Linked DNA regions of Homo sapiens: region 2 is linked to region 1. A link is an interaction called in ENCODE POLR2A ChIA-PET data of the cell type or tissue named here. Cell type or tissue: PC-9. All regions are shown on one strand. Links, peaks and the distances in the headings refer to the core of each region. The heading gives the core; the rest is flanking DNA. Region 1 has its middle 110 kb from the start of CSF3R. Region 2 has its middle 18 kb from the start of GRIK3.

Region 1 (8,330 bases), core at 252-8,251:
GTCCTGGAGCTGGATGTGAAAGGCTAGAGGTGTGATGAGAGTCACCTTTGGAAAAGCCAGAGGCAAGGATCACATCTAGGCCAGGCAGCCACAGGGCTTGTGAAGGCTGACAGTCTGGCATCAGTCAGGACAGAAGGCACCAGGAGCCAAGGAGGCAAGAGATGCCCGAGTGTCAACAGCCAGGTTCCCAGAGGAGAGAGTCACACAGGATAGCAAGGAAGAACCTCGGGTGGCAGAGGGACTTTTGAACAGCCCAGAAAATTCTGGCAATAGGTCTTTCAAGTGCATGATGCTTTTCCATGTGGGCACTCACCTTCCCAGTGCACGGAGGGCTGTTTTTAAGTACTTCCCAGGGCCTAACAGGAAGGGAAATGTGGACCCTGAACCGAGCTGCTTTCTCTCTGCAGCACAGAAGAGGATCTCCCTCCTGTAAGCATTTATAGTCATCAAGGCACATAAAGCCAAGAAAGCTTTCCTTAGCTGACAGAATACACTCTCGTGGAGGAAATTTAGGCCCCGGAGGGCACTTTCAGGCAGGATGCTTGCTGCTTACTACCCCTCCTCACCGTCCACAGCCAGGGCCGCGCCTGCTTGGGATGGCAGTGGGCTGGACAATAAAGAATGGGGGCCGGGCACTGTGGCTCATGCCTGTAATCCCAGCACTTTGGGAGACTGAGATGGGTGGATCACTTGAAGTCAGAGTTCGAGACCAGCCCGGCCAACATGGTGAAACCCCATCTCTACTAAAAATACACAAATTAGCCAGGCGTGCTGTTGCGCACCTGTAGTCCCAGCTACTCGGAAGGCTGAGGCAGGAGAATCGCTGGAACCCGGGAGCTAGAGGTTGCAGTGAGCCGAGACTATGCCAATGCACTCCAGCCTGGGTGACAGAACGAGACTCCATCTCAAAAAAAAAAAAATGGGGTATTTGCATTTGGGGCAAGCTGTAGCTTGGGCCCAGACATTAGGGCCCCCTGTAGTTCTTAACTTCAACACCTCTTCCTCGGCCTCCTGCAGCGGGGGCTGCAGCCTGAGCAGACGAGACTTAAGTCTCATGGACTCTGCAGCTGCCCGCTGCCTTCAGAGGGGAGATATGGGAGCAGGGAGGACGCAGTGTTCCCTTTCCGCTCCTCTGCGCCTTAATTAAGTGCTTTCATTTCCCTCCTTCCTCTCTACACAGGCCCGACTGAGATAAGGTATTGATCCCCTCCCAGAGGAGGAGGAAGCCGGCGGGAGGCTTGCAGCTCTCTCTTTATGGGACAAGATGGATGGCTTACTAGAGAGCCCTTAATTGTGTGGTTTGTAACTTGGGGAAGTTCAAAGAGAAAAGAAAAGAAGTCTGAACGAGGGGCTGCCTGGGAGTCCAAGAAGTGAGCCATTTCTCCCCTCAAGGAGGGTTCTATTCAGCCTCCCTTACAGGACAGCCTAGTCCAGATCAGCCCAGATCAGCCCAGCCCAGCCCAGCCCCACTACAGAAGAGCGCTCAGAAGTGATCTCACTAAAAGGGGCCAAGGAGATCATCTCACATAGCCAAAATGATGCTCCATGTCCCCTGATGCAGCCAAGGATGTGGCCCTGAGCCGGGAGTCCAGAGCCCTGGGCTTAGGTGCCAGCTCTGCCACTGGGTTAAATGAATGACCTTGACCAAGGCTCCTCACTTCCCTCTTTCAGCAGATGAGAAAGTTGACCTGCATCCACAGTGCTTAAACTACGTGCTAGGACTATGTGGCAGGGAGGGGTTAAAGGGAAAGCTGGAGCCCCAGTTTCTTTTTTGAGGCCTGTTTAGATCCTCCTCATGTATCAGAATTTCACATAAGCTCTGTGACATGGTTTTTTGTTTGTTTGTTTGTTTGTTTGTTTTGTTTGTTTGTTTTTGGGGGGTTTTCTGAGGTGGAGTTTCTCTCTTATTGCCCAGGCTGGAGTGCAATGGCACAATCTCGGCTCACTGCAATCTCTGCCTCCCAGGTTCAAGCAATTCTCCTGCCTCAGCCTCCCGAGTAGCCAGGATTACAGGCATGCGCCACCATGTCCAGCTAATTTTTTGAATTTAGTAGAGATGGGGTTTCACCATGTTGGTCAGGCTAGTCTCGAACTCCTGACCTCAGGTGATCCACCCACCTTGGCCTCCCAAAGTGCTGGGATTATAGGCGTGAGCCACCATGTAGAATGGCTGACATTAGGAACATTCTTTAACCTCCTGAAGCAATTGCTTCAGCTGCAAAATGGACATAATGGTAGAATCACAGGATATTTAGGAGCTAAAATTGTTCCCATAGTAAGAATTCCATCATTATTACTTATTTTTACAAACAGCTTCTTGCTTTAAAAAAAAAAAAAAAAGACTTGAAAAACCAATGGACTCCGTAATCCCTTTTTGCTCTGGTAAGAAGGGGCTGAGGACAAAGGAGGGAGGGCATTAGCACAGGTACGAGCAGCAAGGGCCAGGAACCCTGTGCAGCCCCACCTCTTCCAACCAGCAATCATTCCAGCCAGCTCCGTAGCCTTAGCAACCAGCCCAGGGCCCAGGGCTTCAAATCAACATCTGTTGAATAAAAAATGAACACGTGAAGTTAAGGACTAACAATTATAGAGCACTTCTTATGAACCAGGAACTTGGTCAGTCACCTGTATGCCCTTTCGCTCACTGAATCATACAACAACCCAGGTCATGTCGTCGTGCCTGTTTCAGAGGTGAACAGGCTTAGCTTAGACCAGTGAATTGCCTTGCCAGCAGACATACAGCTGCCCCCAACAGCACAGGACTGAGAACCCAGGAGTCCTTTCCCCTTCCAGGATCCAGAGGAGGGGAGGCAGTCCCTCACAGACTGGCTCCTACTGCTCACCGAGAGGAAATGTTGACCCTACCCAGCTAGAGAGAAGTCAGGTCCCAGAAGAAGATTCCATCCCATCCCACTCAGACGCTTTGTCTCTTCTTGACCCTTTCTTCTGAAACTGAACGGCAGCTTCCCCATCCTTTCTTTTTTTTCTTTTTTTTTTTTTTTTTTTGAGATAGAGTCCTGCTCTGTCACCCAGACTGGAGTACAGTGGTGCGATCTTGGCTCACTGCAACCTCTGCCTCCTGGGTTTGAGCAATTATCCTTGCCTCAGCTTCCCAAGCAGCTGGTACTACAGGTATGCACCACCACCCCAGCTAAATTTTTTGTATTTTTTTTTAGTAGAAACAGAGTTTCATCATGCTGACCAGGCTAGTCTCTAACTCCTGACCTCAGGAGATCTGCCCACCTCGGCCTCCCAAAGTGCTGGATTACAGGCATGAGCCACCGCACCTGGCCCTGTCCTTTCTTAGCAAATGCTCACGGGGAAGGAGAGGCAACAAAGCAGAATCCCAAAATTCTGGTTGTTTTCAAAAAGACTAGAGTCCAAACTTCCAAACGTTCTTCCCCAAATGCAGATGTTGAGAATCTGCAGAATTTTTTTAACTGGGTGCCATAGAACCCTAGGGTTCCTTGAATGAGTTTCAAGGGCCAACCACGGTGTGGGAGGACACTAGGCTGAGCTCCTGCCCCTCTGCCAAACACACTTCAACCGGAGCATCTCTGCTTTATCTGTTTTCTGTGTTGAATTTCTGTATTAGATTCTGCAACTTTTTTTTTTTTTTTTTGAGACGGAGTCTCACTCTGTCGCCAGGCAGGAGTGCAGTAGCGCCATCTCGGCTCACTGCAACCTCCGCCTCCAAGGTTCAAGAGATTCCCCTGCCTCAGCCTCCCAAGTAGCTGGGACTACAGGTGCCCACCACCATGCCCAGCTAATTTTTTGTATTTTTAGTAGAGACAGGGTTTCACCATGTTGGCCAGGATGGTCTTTATCTCTTGACCTCGTGATCCACCCATCTCAGCCTCCCAAAGTACTGGGATTACAGGCATGAGCCACTGCACCTGGCCTGATTCTGTAACTTTTTAAAAGTTTGGAAATCTCAGTTTAGTGGGAAAGTATGGAACAGGGAGCTGGGAAACCTGTTTCTAGTACTAGCTCTGTCCTGCGAACTTGGGCACATCCATCTTCTGTCTGGACCTCCGTCTGTTTCCAAGGGGCTTTTCCACCTGTGAGTCTCTAACCCAGCTTGACTCTCTGGGTCGCTCTGCATGGGTAGGGGGTGAGACCAAGGAAGAGGGGAGCCACACTCCCAGCAATCCTCCCACAGTCTCCCCAAGCTATCAGAAGATTCATAAAGCCTGGGGTTGTTTTATTTGTCATATCACTCTGGAAATATTGATACTGGATTGCCAAACAGAAAAGCAATTCTTCTCTTTTTATGGCAAGAGGAGGGTACAGAAAATGATCCTGCTCATTAGCAAGGCAGGCCCGAGACGCAGCTCCCCTATTCTCCAGGATGGCTTGGAGAGTCGGAGTAAAACACAGATGAGAGATATCCATCTGTTTGCATTTAATTTGAGGCTGAGTTCCCAGGTCTTGACCATGGAGAGCTGCATTCCAACATGCAACACCAGGACAAGGGCAACGGAGGAGAGATTCCTGCCTGTGAGGTGCAGTAATTCTCAATCAAGGGCTTCTCAGTGATATCTGGGTCCCTCCACTGTTTCCTTGGTGATTAAAGTGGCACAGATAAAGTCAGGGCAGCGTGGCTGATTTAAAGGGGCATCGGTGAGGACTGGCACTTCCTAGAGCTCTGGGAAAACCCAGTATCCCGTCAGTAATAGAATACAATGGCTGCGCTTTATCAATTGCCTAGTATAAACTAAATTCTGAGTTCAGAGCATTATCAACTTTTTCTCAATAAATCCCCACAACAACCCTGAGGCAAACTGGGAGAGTGGCAGCCCATTTTATAGCTGTGGAAACTGAGGCTCAGAGAAGGTTAGTAATTTGGCCAGTCACAAAACTTGAGCCAGAGTCTAACCAGATCTGTCTTGCTCCAAATTCCATAGCCCATGCTCTTACTATTCCCCACTTCCCCCCAAATTCCAGAGTATGTAGATAATAAGAACAATAATAAATTGTTACTTATTGATATTTACTGTGTGCCAAGCATCTTGCTCGAAGTATTTTTGGTTGTCTCATCTATTCTTCTCAACAATCTATGAGGTAAATACTAGTGTGCCCATTTCACAGATGACAAAACTGAAGCATGAAGAAGCCACAACATCTATCAAGGTCACACACCAAGTTGAGGATAGAACTGGGGTTCGATATTCTATAGTTTACTCAGATTGACAATTTCCTATCAGTCTTATTGCCTGATGGCCAATGTGCAGGGAAGGGCTGAGGGGGGCGCCACAGGCAGCTGGATATGGCTGGTTCTGGACACCCTGTTACCAACCCTCTGTCGTAGGCAGGAGGCGGAACTGTCCTCTGACACATGTAACGCGTTGGGATTTTAAAAAGAAGTTTTCACGGAGGCACCAAGATGCAACAGACAGTGCCTAATGAAGTGTGGGGCCTGACTAAGACTCCATCCTGGGGTCTAACTCCTACCATAGGCAAGAGACTATGGCAGAAGAGAAGCAGCTGCCCTGGGGGTGTCTGCATGCCCAGTGCATGAGGGGACAAAGGCTGTGTGCTCACTGCTGAGCCCAGAAAGAGAACAGCTCGGGACCATTTTGAGTCATGCCCACGGGGACTTCCAGGAAGAGCTGGGACTCAACAGCAACAGTCTGTGTGGAGAGGGCCCATTAGAGACGTGGAAGCTGAGGGGAAACGGACGGAGATGCGTATCGTCAGTCAGCACCCAAGAATGAATGAGAAAGGAAGTTCACTGCCCTCCTCCCTTCCTCCATCCCCTTCCCCAGCCCTGGAGGACTCAGTTACAGCATGCCCTGTCCCCTGCAATCTGTCAGCTGTTCTGGTCACAAGCCAGATTCCCTCCACAAGAGGGAAAAGATTCGACTTTAAATCAGATGTGAAATGTGGATTATCGTCTGGGACTATACATCCTTATTTTGTAATTGAAACCTATTTTATGCCTAAAAGTGACTTTTTAATGGCCTTCTTACCTGAAAGTGAAACAATAAGCCATGAGGATAAAATGCAAAAGCACAGTGGGAGAAACAAATAATGCTGCATTTTGTTTACACCCCGAAGTTGCAATTTGCCGTTTTTCATTGTATCAGTTACCCTGCCAAATCCAGGATTCTGTGGGATAAGGCAGCAAAAAGTACAGAGAAAGGGACTCTGAAGCCCAGCCCATAGGGGAAGAAAGGAAGGGATTCATCCCCTAATGAACCACACAAATGAGCCCGCCCCTCTGGCCAGGCCTTGAGTGGGTGTGTGTCCCAGAGAAGTAACAATGTAACCTTGAATACCTCCATAGCGACACTGTCAAGGGGCCCTTGGAGGCTGCACATTCCCAGCCCTGTCCCGGCTCTTCCCTTGAGACTCCTTGTACACTGACTGGCCGCAACAGGCTAAGATGAAAGAACTTTGGAAATCAGATGCAGCCCAAACTGAGCTTTATTCTGCAGGCAATTACAAATCATTGAAAATGTTTAAGCAAGAAAGTGGCCTGGGACTTCAGGTACCTGAGACTCCGGGGGACAGGAGGGCTGGAGAAGGCTCTTTGGTCTCTCAGGATAGTGTCTTTCGGCTGTCTGTTTTGCGGCCACACCCACCCACCCTCCCTCCAGCTCCGGGTTAGGAACTTTTGTCATATCCCACAGCCAGCTTGAGGTCAGATGGAGATCTGCCTTGGCCCAGGAGTAGGAGATAGGGCTACCCATGACTGAGAGTGTGCTATTCCTGATGTAAATGCCCTTGCAGCTACCAGCCCCTTAGAACCTTCCCTGAAAGCCCAACCCTCTCCCACCAGCCCCCTCAGAGCAGAGCACAGCCCAGACCTGAATATCTCCTCCCAAAAAATATCGGAGAAGCAGACTCTGTCCTGGGCCTCAGTACGAGTGAATGGTCAACCATCCAGGCAGGGTGAGCCAGGAGTGGTAAAGGTGGACCATCTCTCAGACCCCCTATCCCTTGAGACTCCAACGAGAGGAAGGGATCCCAGGAATGTGAGCTCCATGTCTCCCCCACAAGCCCACTGGACACAAAGAAGAATAGGGAGTGTTCTCTGCAGGCATGAGCTCAGGCCAGCGCCTGTCCACACAGCTTCAGCCAGGTCTCAACATCAGCACCAGCTCCTGGTTGTATCCACTTCCTGATGTAGTGCCAGGTGCTGCTCTACCTTGCAGCACTGTGGTAAGCAGTGCTGCTGGGATGCCAGGCTGCCTGGGTTCGAATCCCTGATGCCCCACTTAGTGGCCCTGTGACCTTATGCAAGTGGCTTAACCTCTCTTGGAGTCTGTTTCCTCATCTGTCAAATAGGCACGATAATAGCACCTACCCGATAGGCCAAGGTGAGGCTGATCCCTTAGACTACTAGGACCAGGGCTAGCACACAGTTTGCTCTCTGGAATTGTTTGCCTTACCACTGTTCTGGTGCTGCCTCCAGCCCTCTCCAGGTTTCCTGGCTTCCTGGGCTCAGATGGCTGATTTAGTGCACTCGCCTTCCCTCTCCCCCTTCCTCTCCAGGGTGGATTGGTTTGAATGCGATCTGTAATCTCCCGAAAGGCCCCGGAGGGACCCATCGGCTCCTTCTAAGGAGCATTAACTCAAACCGTAACCAGCTCTCCAAGCGTGTTGGGGAGGCCAGGTCCTCTGGGAGCCCTTCTGACTGCTGCGGAGGAGCTGGCAGCTCCCTCTTCCAGGTGGGGAGGGGGAATTGCATGGCCTCTGCCCTCAACCCAGCTCCATGCCTGCCCAGGAGGCCCCTACCCTTCAAGGGCCCCTTGCCCTGTGTCCAGCTGAGTCCACCTCCCAGGGATGCTTTTCTGTGAGGGGACATGACTGCAGGGCCACCTGAGCAGGGACCATGGCATGGCCCAAAGCCTTACTGGGGTTGGAAGCAACCCTCAACCTCCCAGCAAACTGATTCCCTATGGGTTTTGACTGCAAATCCTTGACCCCTGCCCAGGAAGCTCTGCTTCCCCTCTCCTCCTCCTGGGATGGGGACCTCATGTCCCCAGGAGCAGGGACAGGGTTATTGTCTGGAAGAAGCTTCTGGGGCCTGCAAGAATCCCTCGAGGGACCCAACAGGAGCACAGGGCACAAGGATGAGCAGGGAGGATGGGCAAGGAGGGGCAGGGACAGGCAGGGAGGGGCCAGGAGCACCAGCCCCACCAGGGCTGACTTGGAAGTCCTCACTCAGCTTTGTGCTAGGTTTGGGACTGGGCTCCAAGAGAGGTCAGGGGTGATCCATCTGGGAAGTCAGAATGAGAGAATTGGGACCGGAAGTTTCTGCCATGTCTCTCCTCAGCCCGGGGCTTTTCCAGGGTTGGAACACGGCTCCCCTCACACCAGGA
Region 2 (8,330 bases), core at 280-8,279, 460 kb before region 1:
TCTGAAATAAACTCCAGGCCCTTCCCTGGGGTCTTGGAAGACACCGTCCATCTGATGGTGAGTGGAGATCTGTCAACAGGGCATTTTGCTGCCTGTTCCAGAGCCCAGACCACCATTGATGCCTGCCAGTTCTCATTTCCCATCCAGGGAGCGAGCCTGCTTGTTGGCAGAAAGTTTCCTGGAATCAAATGGGCCTGAGGTATGGCTTAACCAAAAACTAAGAAAAGCAGTGTTAATGTTCTGGGGTGTGTCTGTTTCCTTGCCTGTAAAATGGGAGTAATAATCCCTTTCTGGTGATTATTATAGAATATGGAACAGAACATGGGCTGCAAATGGTAAGGGTAACGTATGAGATGGCTTTTTTTATGTCATTGCTGTGCTTTTTTGCACAGGTCTTTGGGGGATATACTGATCTGGGTTCATATCACAGCTTTTCTGCTTACTGACCGTGTGACCGTGGATGAATTATTTCTCCTTTCTGAGCTTGTATTTCCCCAGCAGTAAAGCAGCAGTAATGACACCTGCTTTGCCAAGCAAACGTGAGGACCACATGGGCTACCAGGGAAGAGAGCAGCCAGCAGGGTGCTCAGAGCACAGTAGGCTACCCAGCAAGTGTTTGTTGGCTGGATCTCAATCCTTCCTGCACTGGAGACTTCCTCCTGCTGTGCAGGAGGCAGTACCATGTAGCAGTCTACTTTTCAACATCTGATACCTGCAAATGTGGATCCTGGCTTCACACAGGGACCTTGAACACATTACTTCACCTCTCTCTGCCTCTGTTTCCTCATCCATACAATGGGAGAAAAAATAATACCTACTTTATAGGGCTCCTGTGAGAATAAGATAAAATCATGTTATTAAAATGTGAAGGCTGGGCATGGTTGCCTGTAATACTAGCACTTTGGGAGACTGAGGCAGGAGGACTGATTGAGGTCGGGAGTTTGAGACCAGCCTGGGCAACAAAGCAAGACCTTTTCTCTACAAAAAGTAGAAAAAAAATTAGCCAGGCATGGCAGTGTGCACCTGTGGTCCCAGCTACTCAGGAGGCTGAGGCAGGAGGATCCCTTGGGCCCAGTAGTTCCAGGCAGCAGTGACTTACCATCTTGTCATTGCACTTCAGCCTGGGCGATAGAGCAAGACCTCGTCTCAAAAAAAAAAGTAATTGTTATTAGGTGTCATTATTACCATTTTTTCAGATGTGGCAAAGGCTGAGTGTTCGTATCATCAAACATCGAAAATGTGGCAATGTCTGGAGAGTTGACTGATCTTTAGCTTTGATTGGGCATTCAGTTGACAGATATTTATTGAGTGCCAATCATGTGACTGGCTGTTTACTGGCCTTCCAGTCCCTTGAATTTGGGGTTTGTGGAGGATTTTATGCACAGCAGAGAGGCCTTATACCAGAGACGTAGGAGGGCAGAGGGGTCACGGTGAGGGTCAGAGGAGGTGGGCCACCCTTGCCCCCTTCCAATGAGGAAGCCAATTACTCAGCTTGTGTAGCCGTATCTCAGGACAATAGCCATCTTTGACAGCCCTTCTCCCGCAACCTCCAGAAAAGCAAGACCTTGAGAAATTTCAGGTTAAAAAGCAGCTCTCAAATTCCACTGCAGGTTATTCAAAGGAGAAAAAGAATAAAAATCAATGCCAACCCAGTCTCCGGTTCTGAGGAGCAGTCGCATCTTGTTTGTAACCTGAAGGGATCAATAAGAGATGCTTCTTTTGGTCCATTTTTAAAGCTCGATACCATGGATGCAATTTGGTTGACAATTATGAACAATCAGTTATCTTGTACGGTCTTGCTCCAGCTGCCGGCTGCCCGATCAGGGTAATCATGAGCTATTACTGAGGGGGCGGTGTTGTGGAGGGGCTGGTTCCTACCTGCTCACCAATGATCACTCAGAAGGAAACAGAATTTGCTGATCAATTTAGTCATTGGGATGGAGAAGTTATGAATACTCTGACACAGAAGCCTGGCTTCTTGAGTTTTCAGACCCATTAGCCAGGGCATAGATTCCTATTGATGAAAGCATCCATCTCCCTGGCTTGGGCAGTTTCAAGGGGCCAAGAGTCTAGGTTAGGACTTGCTAGAGTTCAGAAAATCAAGTGCTCATTGCTGCCCTCAAGAATGCAGAGGGACAACTGTCTTCATGACACCAACATCTGAACTGAGTGGATAAAAAGCTTCCGGGCACTCCTGGGTGTTAAATGCCCCAGAGACAGGCCTGAGCTTGGGCCTGGCAATTCCCTTGTGGGGAACCTTCCTCCAAGATACTTAGCATCTCACCCACTTTGCCCAGAACCCTACAGGGCCAGCTCTGTATGGCATGGCTGAGCCCCAGAGACCTCAACCTCTTTTGGATTGTGGGCATCTTTGAAAAACTGGTGAAGGCTCTGCATCCTATCTAAAAAAGTACTCAGACACCCAAAAATATGCACTAATTTTAGTAGGGGCCTATGAAAACTAGGATAAGAATGTCAAGGCCACGGTTTGGGAATCAGATAAATCTTAATCCCCATCTAGGCTCTGCCATTTGCATGCCATGTGATTCTGGGTAAGTAACCTTAGCTCTCAGAGCTCAGTTTCCTCCCTGTGCTGGGAATGGTAATAGTATCTACTTAACAGCCTCACAAGATAATCCATGAGAAACACTAATCCATGTGTGCAGCATGTAGTAAGTGATTAATAAACATTAACTGGTATCATTATTAATACGAATAATAATTAATTGGAAATAGCTAAAGTCATAGAGGTGATCTCTCTATGCTGCATCTATAAAATTGGACATACTAGGACCCACCACACAGATGCTTTGTAGGAAGTGTTATTTAAAAGGATTTGTGTGACACATTTAGCTCAGACCTGGATACATTTATTCAGACCTGTAGGTGCTCAATCAATAGTAGCTGTTTGTTATGATTATGTATGTTATGATTATGATTGTTAATATTTGTCACTAATGAATGTTACCCGTTGTGTCCTGGGCACCTCCCATCTTCCCAGGACTGGGCTGTGGCTAAGGGTGAGCCAATGACCCAGATAATCGTGCTTATAACAGACTGTGGCAGAGTGGTGGGGGATGGGGAGGCAAAACACAATCGCATGATGCAAGGTCTGTCATGGACATGCTGTATGACCTTGGCTAAGCCTCCTTCCCTCTCTGAGTAGCACTTCCCCTGAACATACAACTGGAGATTGAACTCGACGATCTCCAGTGGTCTAGACTCTAGTTGACTCAACTTATCTAATGAACTGCTGAGGAAATTTCCTGTAGCTGACACTGGGTCTTGCCAGGTGTGGCTTGATGGAGAGGGTGGACCACTGGGAAGAAACAGCACAGGCAAAGGCAGAGTGTCCTCCTCTGCCTCCTCCTTTCCCTTGGAAATGTAGGGCTCATTGTCTGTAGGGACTTCCTGGAACCTCCTGGCCACGGGGGATCATCCCTTCCATCGCTGCTCATTGGCCCTGCCGGGCCACCCAAGTGTTGTCTTCAGTTCAAGTCCCCTGATATCACTCCCAGAGAACTGGGTGACCTTTCTTTAGAGTACACTTCTCACTGTTTGTTCTTACCCATTTAGTTATATGACTCTTTGATTCAAGTCTAACTTCCTCACCAGACTGCATGCTCCATGAGGCCAGGGGCCATAGAACTGGCTTAATTCACCCTTGCATTTCCAGCTCCTTTCCAAGTGCCTCCCCTCATAGTAGGTATTTGATATATGCTTATTGAATGGATGAATGGACAAAAGAATGGATGGATGGATAGGTTAAGAGGAGAGTAAAAAACTTTCTACAGAGCCAGCCCCTTATAGGTGTGAGTTCAATGGAAGGTGGAAGGGGATGGAGCCCTATATATCCAGAGGTCAGTGTTCTGAGGGTGTCTGGGAGGCATCACATATTCGAATCAAAATCCAGGCCTCCTTCCAGCTCGTAGCATTGCCACTAGCAACAGGATGGAGCCATGGAGACCTGGATATGCCCTATCCTTTTCTGAGTCTTTGCAACCCTGCCCCAACACTTCTTCCCACTGAATAGCAATCTTGTGCTCTTGTCTTCCTCACCCCAAACCATCCTGCATTCAGGAAATGATCTGACTCATTCAGGAGTCCCTGAGACTTAACTGGATTCCATTCTTGGGGTTATTTACATTTTAATGACTAGGGCTTTAAAAATTAAGTCCAAGGGGTGAGGCAGAGATGTTGAGACAGCAAGACCTTGTGTGGAGGCTCTTCCTGGTGTTCAGAGAGAAGGTCTCTGGGTGTCAAGGGCTCGGGACCTGCTGGTTGATGTCCTCTGGGCAGGTTTGTAGGTCATGCACCTTTTCTTCCCAATCCCTATCCCCTGAAAATGTTCTTTATTTCCAGAATCAGGCTGGGATCTCTGTTTTGGGTATCATGGAGGCTTTCAGAACCCAGCTGCAGGCTCTCCTTAACCCTTCGTCTCCTCCCTGCCCCAGACTTAGGTTCCTCTACTTGCCCAAGCCACCCAACCTGACTGGGAGCCCATGATTCATTATCTCCCAAAGATGTGGCTCCTGCACAGGGAAGCAGAGGTGGGACTGGAACAGCCAAGCTGCTACAAAGCCAGAACAAGGTTTGTAGGCAGCCCCCAGCCACTCCCTGTAACTAGGCAGAAGCTGGTAGGGAGGAGGAAGGGAGTGAGAGCAGGCAGGCAGCACCAGAAAAACAGCCCGGTGAAGTGCCTGCAAATCCTCCTTTTAAACCATCTCCCAGAAGGCCCAGATGACGATTAGCAGCCCCAGAGAGAGCCCCGGGTGGGGAGGTGGTGGAGGTAGATGGGTTAAAAGGGAAGGGGCCTTTTCCCAGCCTCCCCAGGGTGGAGAATTGGTCTCCCAGTGAAAAGCAGGCCCACTTTAGCCTAAGTGACTGGTCTGTGCAGCGCATTCATCTGGTATTCATGAGTCTGGCATTAACTCTAATGACAAGGCCCCGCAGGGTCTGGCTTGGATACTCAGCATGGCCTTGCCGCTCCCTTTCTGGGCCACTATGTGATTTCCCATTAGTGAAATGAACACGCAGAATGCAGAAGGACAGTAGCCTGGCCTGCTGGGTGGGGCACACACACATGCATACACGACTGCACATGCCCACAGAGGCAGGCACATTGGGCTGGGTTCCGACCCAATGCCTGGGTGAGGGTGGCAGGAAAAGCACCTCCAAACCCAACTAAAGACCCTCAGGGAGTTGTTTGGGGGCTGCTACACCACAAGGTGCTAGAGAGTTACAGAGGAAGATCACTGACCCAAAGTTAGGAGACCCGGGATCAAGTCCCAGCAAACAGCTAAGATTTGCTGGGTATCATTGTACCCCTGATGCTGTCCCGTGTACGTAAGCTGCCTTATCCCCTCAAATCCTCACCACAAACACTCAAGTGGGTATTATTATCCCATTCCATAGAACAGGAAATGGAGATCAGGTAACTTCTTGACATTGTACAACAAAAGGGCAAAGCCAGGATTGAAACCAGGTCTGTCAGATTCCAGCCCAAACACAAGCCAGCGCTGTCACTCTGCCACTTACGAAACCAATGGCCTTCCCAGGGCCTCAGTTTCTTCATCTGCAAAATGGAAGCTTACACCTCTTCTTCCTCGGACATAAAATTATTGTGAGGATGGCAGGTTAGAGCTGTAGAGGCAGACAGACAAATAGATCTACTCCCTGAGAGTTTTAAGCCTCTTTGTCCATGTTAAATTCTAGGCTCGAGATGCAGACTGAACAAGCAGAAAGCATTATAGATATTCTTACCATGAAAATCCTACTCTAGTAACTTGAGACATTTTCTCTTCCTTGTGAAAAAGAGTGCAACTGACACATTGTGGGAGAAGCACCCCTAGCCAGATTTGGCAATGTCTGGGAAGACTCAAGGTGGTGAATTTCTGAGAACTCATTGCCTTGAGGGCAGAGGGGAGAGTCAACAATAGGGTACCTAAGATATCTGACCCTTCTGCAGGGCTCCAGCCCACCCAGAAAGCAAGGGAAGCAGCCCAACCCCTTCTTGTATCTAACCACCCTTTGTCTTGTTGACTCTCAGGTCAGTTCTCCCAGGGACTAGGCTAAAGGACATTTACTCCATTTATACCTGAGTCAGGGATCATGGAGAAAACACGAACGGGCTTTCTGAGAAGAGGACCAGGTAGCCAGAAGGCTGATTTTCCTATGTCTCAAGGGCCTGGGCACTTCATGGTGAAGCCACCAGGTGTAGGCTGACCTGGGAAGACTGAGGCAGCAGAATGCCCACTCCAAATCACAACCCTCTCCTCCCCTATCCTAGCCATGAATAAAGCTGCAGCCTTCTCTATAGGGGATGGGGAGGGGTGCCCAGCTTGCCAGTCTGTCACTTCCATACTGAAATGTCCCGGCTACAGGCACATGGAGATTTGTGCATTCCAAGTGAGAAAAGGGCATGAAGATGATCTGCTGATCATCTATCCTAGAACTGGAGGAGGCCACAGGAGAGAGAAAGGCAGGGCACTGGAGGGGAGCTGGTCAGGTTGCTGAAGATGAGCTTGCTGGAAGCCACCATGTGGGTGAAGCTTCACACTCCCTTTTGTCTGCTCAGCCCCCAGGGGCAGAGCAGCCAAGCTCCTTCTCTCACTTGCCCTGCAAGTCTTTCTTACCGTGTTTTGTGAGAGATTCTGCCCCAAGCACCCATGGGTGTGTGTGTATGCACATACTGCATATACACATATATATGTATGTGTGCATATGCATACACAAATGTGAGCATGTTGATGTGTGTGACATGTATGTGTGCATGCACATGAGTGTTTAACACACACGTAGGTCCACATGCTTGCATGTTGTGTGTGTATCCCTAACCTACCCTCCTACAAACTCCTTTTCCTCCCTAGGTAACTGGGCTTCCAGAGTCTATTCTTGGCTTCTTTTCTCCTGGGTCTACACTTTATAGAAGATCTCATTTTTGATCATTGCTTCCTTCCTTCTCCATGAAGATAAAACTGCCAAATCTATCTGGCCAATCTCTGCCCTCTTTCCCGAGCTCTCAAGCCTTACTTCCAATGGATGATCTACGTACATCTCAAGCCCTATGGTCCCATTGTCCCTTATCACCCTCTTCCCTAAACCAGTGTTTCCTCCAGACCTAAGTATTCCTGGGATCGCATTCATCACCATCCCAGCCTCCTTCATCTCTAACCTCTTGTCTGTTGGAGGCCTGTGGCTCCTCCCTGTGAAATATTCCCTTTTCTGTTTTCACCGCCGTCATCCAGGGCCAGGACTTTATCAGCACAAACTTTTTCTACTCAATAGGCCCCAGCTCATCTTCCAGCCTCCAGGCCCTCTGGTCCCAATCCATGCAGTTCAGGGAAAGTGGAGCCATTTATAAAAGCACAATCTGGACCTCACTTCCCATTCCAAACCTTTTGCTGGGTTCCTGTGGCCTTTGAAGTGAGCTACACCTGGACCAAAATCTCCCCTCTAGCACTTGCTACCTGTGGTAACCTGGCCATGTTATGGGGCCTCTCAGAGCCACACCATGGTTTCCACAGAGTTATTATGAAAGCCAAGCAACGCAACATGTGAAAGTACTGCAGAGTGTCTTTTATGTAATATGTATGTTACATAAATATGTTTTGATATACTTTATAAATATGCATATGTGTTATATAAAATATGTATTTTCTTAATGTCACTTCTTTGGGAGAGAAACAGTGATGTGTGTGTGTATTACAAAAATGTTGGATAATGAGTATTGTTACAAATATATTGGATAATGAGTATTGTATATGACTGCATGCACAGAAATACTTTTATTTATCTATCTTATATTCTCTTTTTCTTGTTGTTGTTGTTGTTTTTTTTTTAGATGGAGTCTCGCTCTGTCACCCAGGCTGGAGTGCAGTGGCGCAATCTCAGCTTACTGCAAGCTCCGCCTCCCGGGTTCACGCCGTTCTCCTGCCTCAGCCTCCCGAGTAGCTGGGACTACAGGCACCCACCACCACGCCCGGCTAATTTTTTTGTATTTTTAGTAGAGACGGGGTTTCACCGTGTTAGCCAGGATGGTCTAGATCTCCTGACCTCGTGATCCGCCTGCCTCGGCCTCCCAAAGTGCTGGGATTACAGGTCTATCTTATATTCATTTTTTTATTCATTCAGCAAGCATCTGTTGACACCTATTACGTGCTATGTATTGGCTCCAATATATGGAAAGATATGAATTCTAGCCTTTACGAATTTGGCACTATATATGAACTTCCTCTCAAATCACAAGCCCTGAGAAAAATCCAGGTTTATCCATCAAGTCCTAACTCCCTGTCTCAGTCAGGGTTCGTGAGGGTGTCATGGTGTTTTCA

Evidence for each region. Peaks named below come from ENCODE experiments on the same cell type or tissue, not always from the same donor. Only the 100,000 strongest peaks of a DNase experiment are listed, where the experiment ranks them.
Region 2: POLR2A ChIA-PET joins it to region 1 with 6 read pairs; 3 of 35 experiments call an interaction of 5 or more read pairs at or near these places.

Annotation. Positions count from the first base shown.
Region 1 is chr1:36,588,409-36,596,738 of GRCh38, reverse strand. No RefSeq gene overlaps it. Among named protein-coding and RNA genes, the nearest start is that of CSF3R, 110 kb to the right of the region's middle. RefSeq lists a cis regulatory region at 5,308 and enhancers at 5,224-5,393, 7,265-7,765. In PC-9, for the core only: no CTCF peak of the experiment used is centred there; no DNase peak of the experiment used is centred there; H3K27me3 peaks cover 7,528 bases.
Region 2 is chr1:37,048,118-37,056,447 of GRCh38, reverse strand. No RefSeq gene overlaps it. Among named protein-coding and RNA genes, the nearest start is that of GRIK3, 18 kb to the right of the region's middle. In PC-9, for the core only: no CTCF peak of the experiment used is centred there; a DNase peak (open chromatin) is centred at 4,167; H3K27me3 peaks cover 2,265 bases.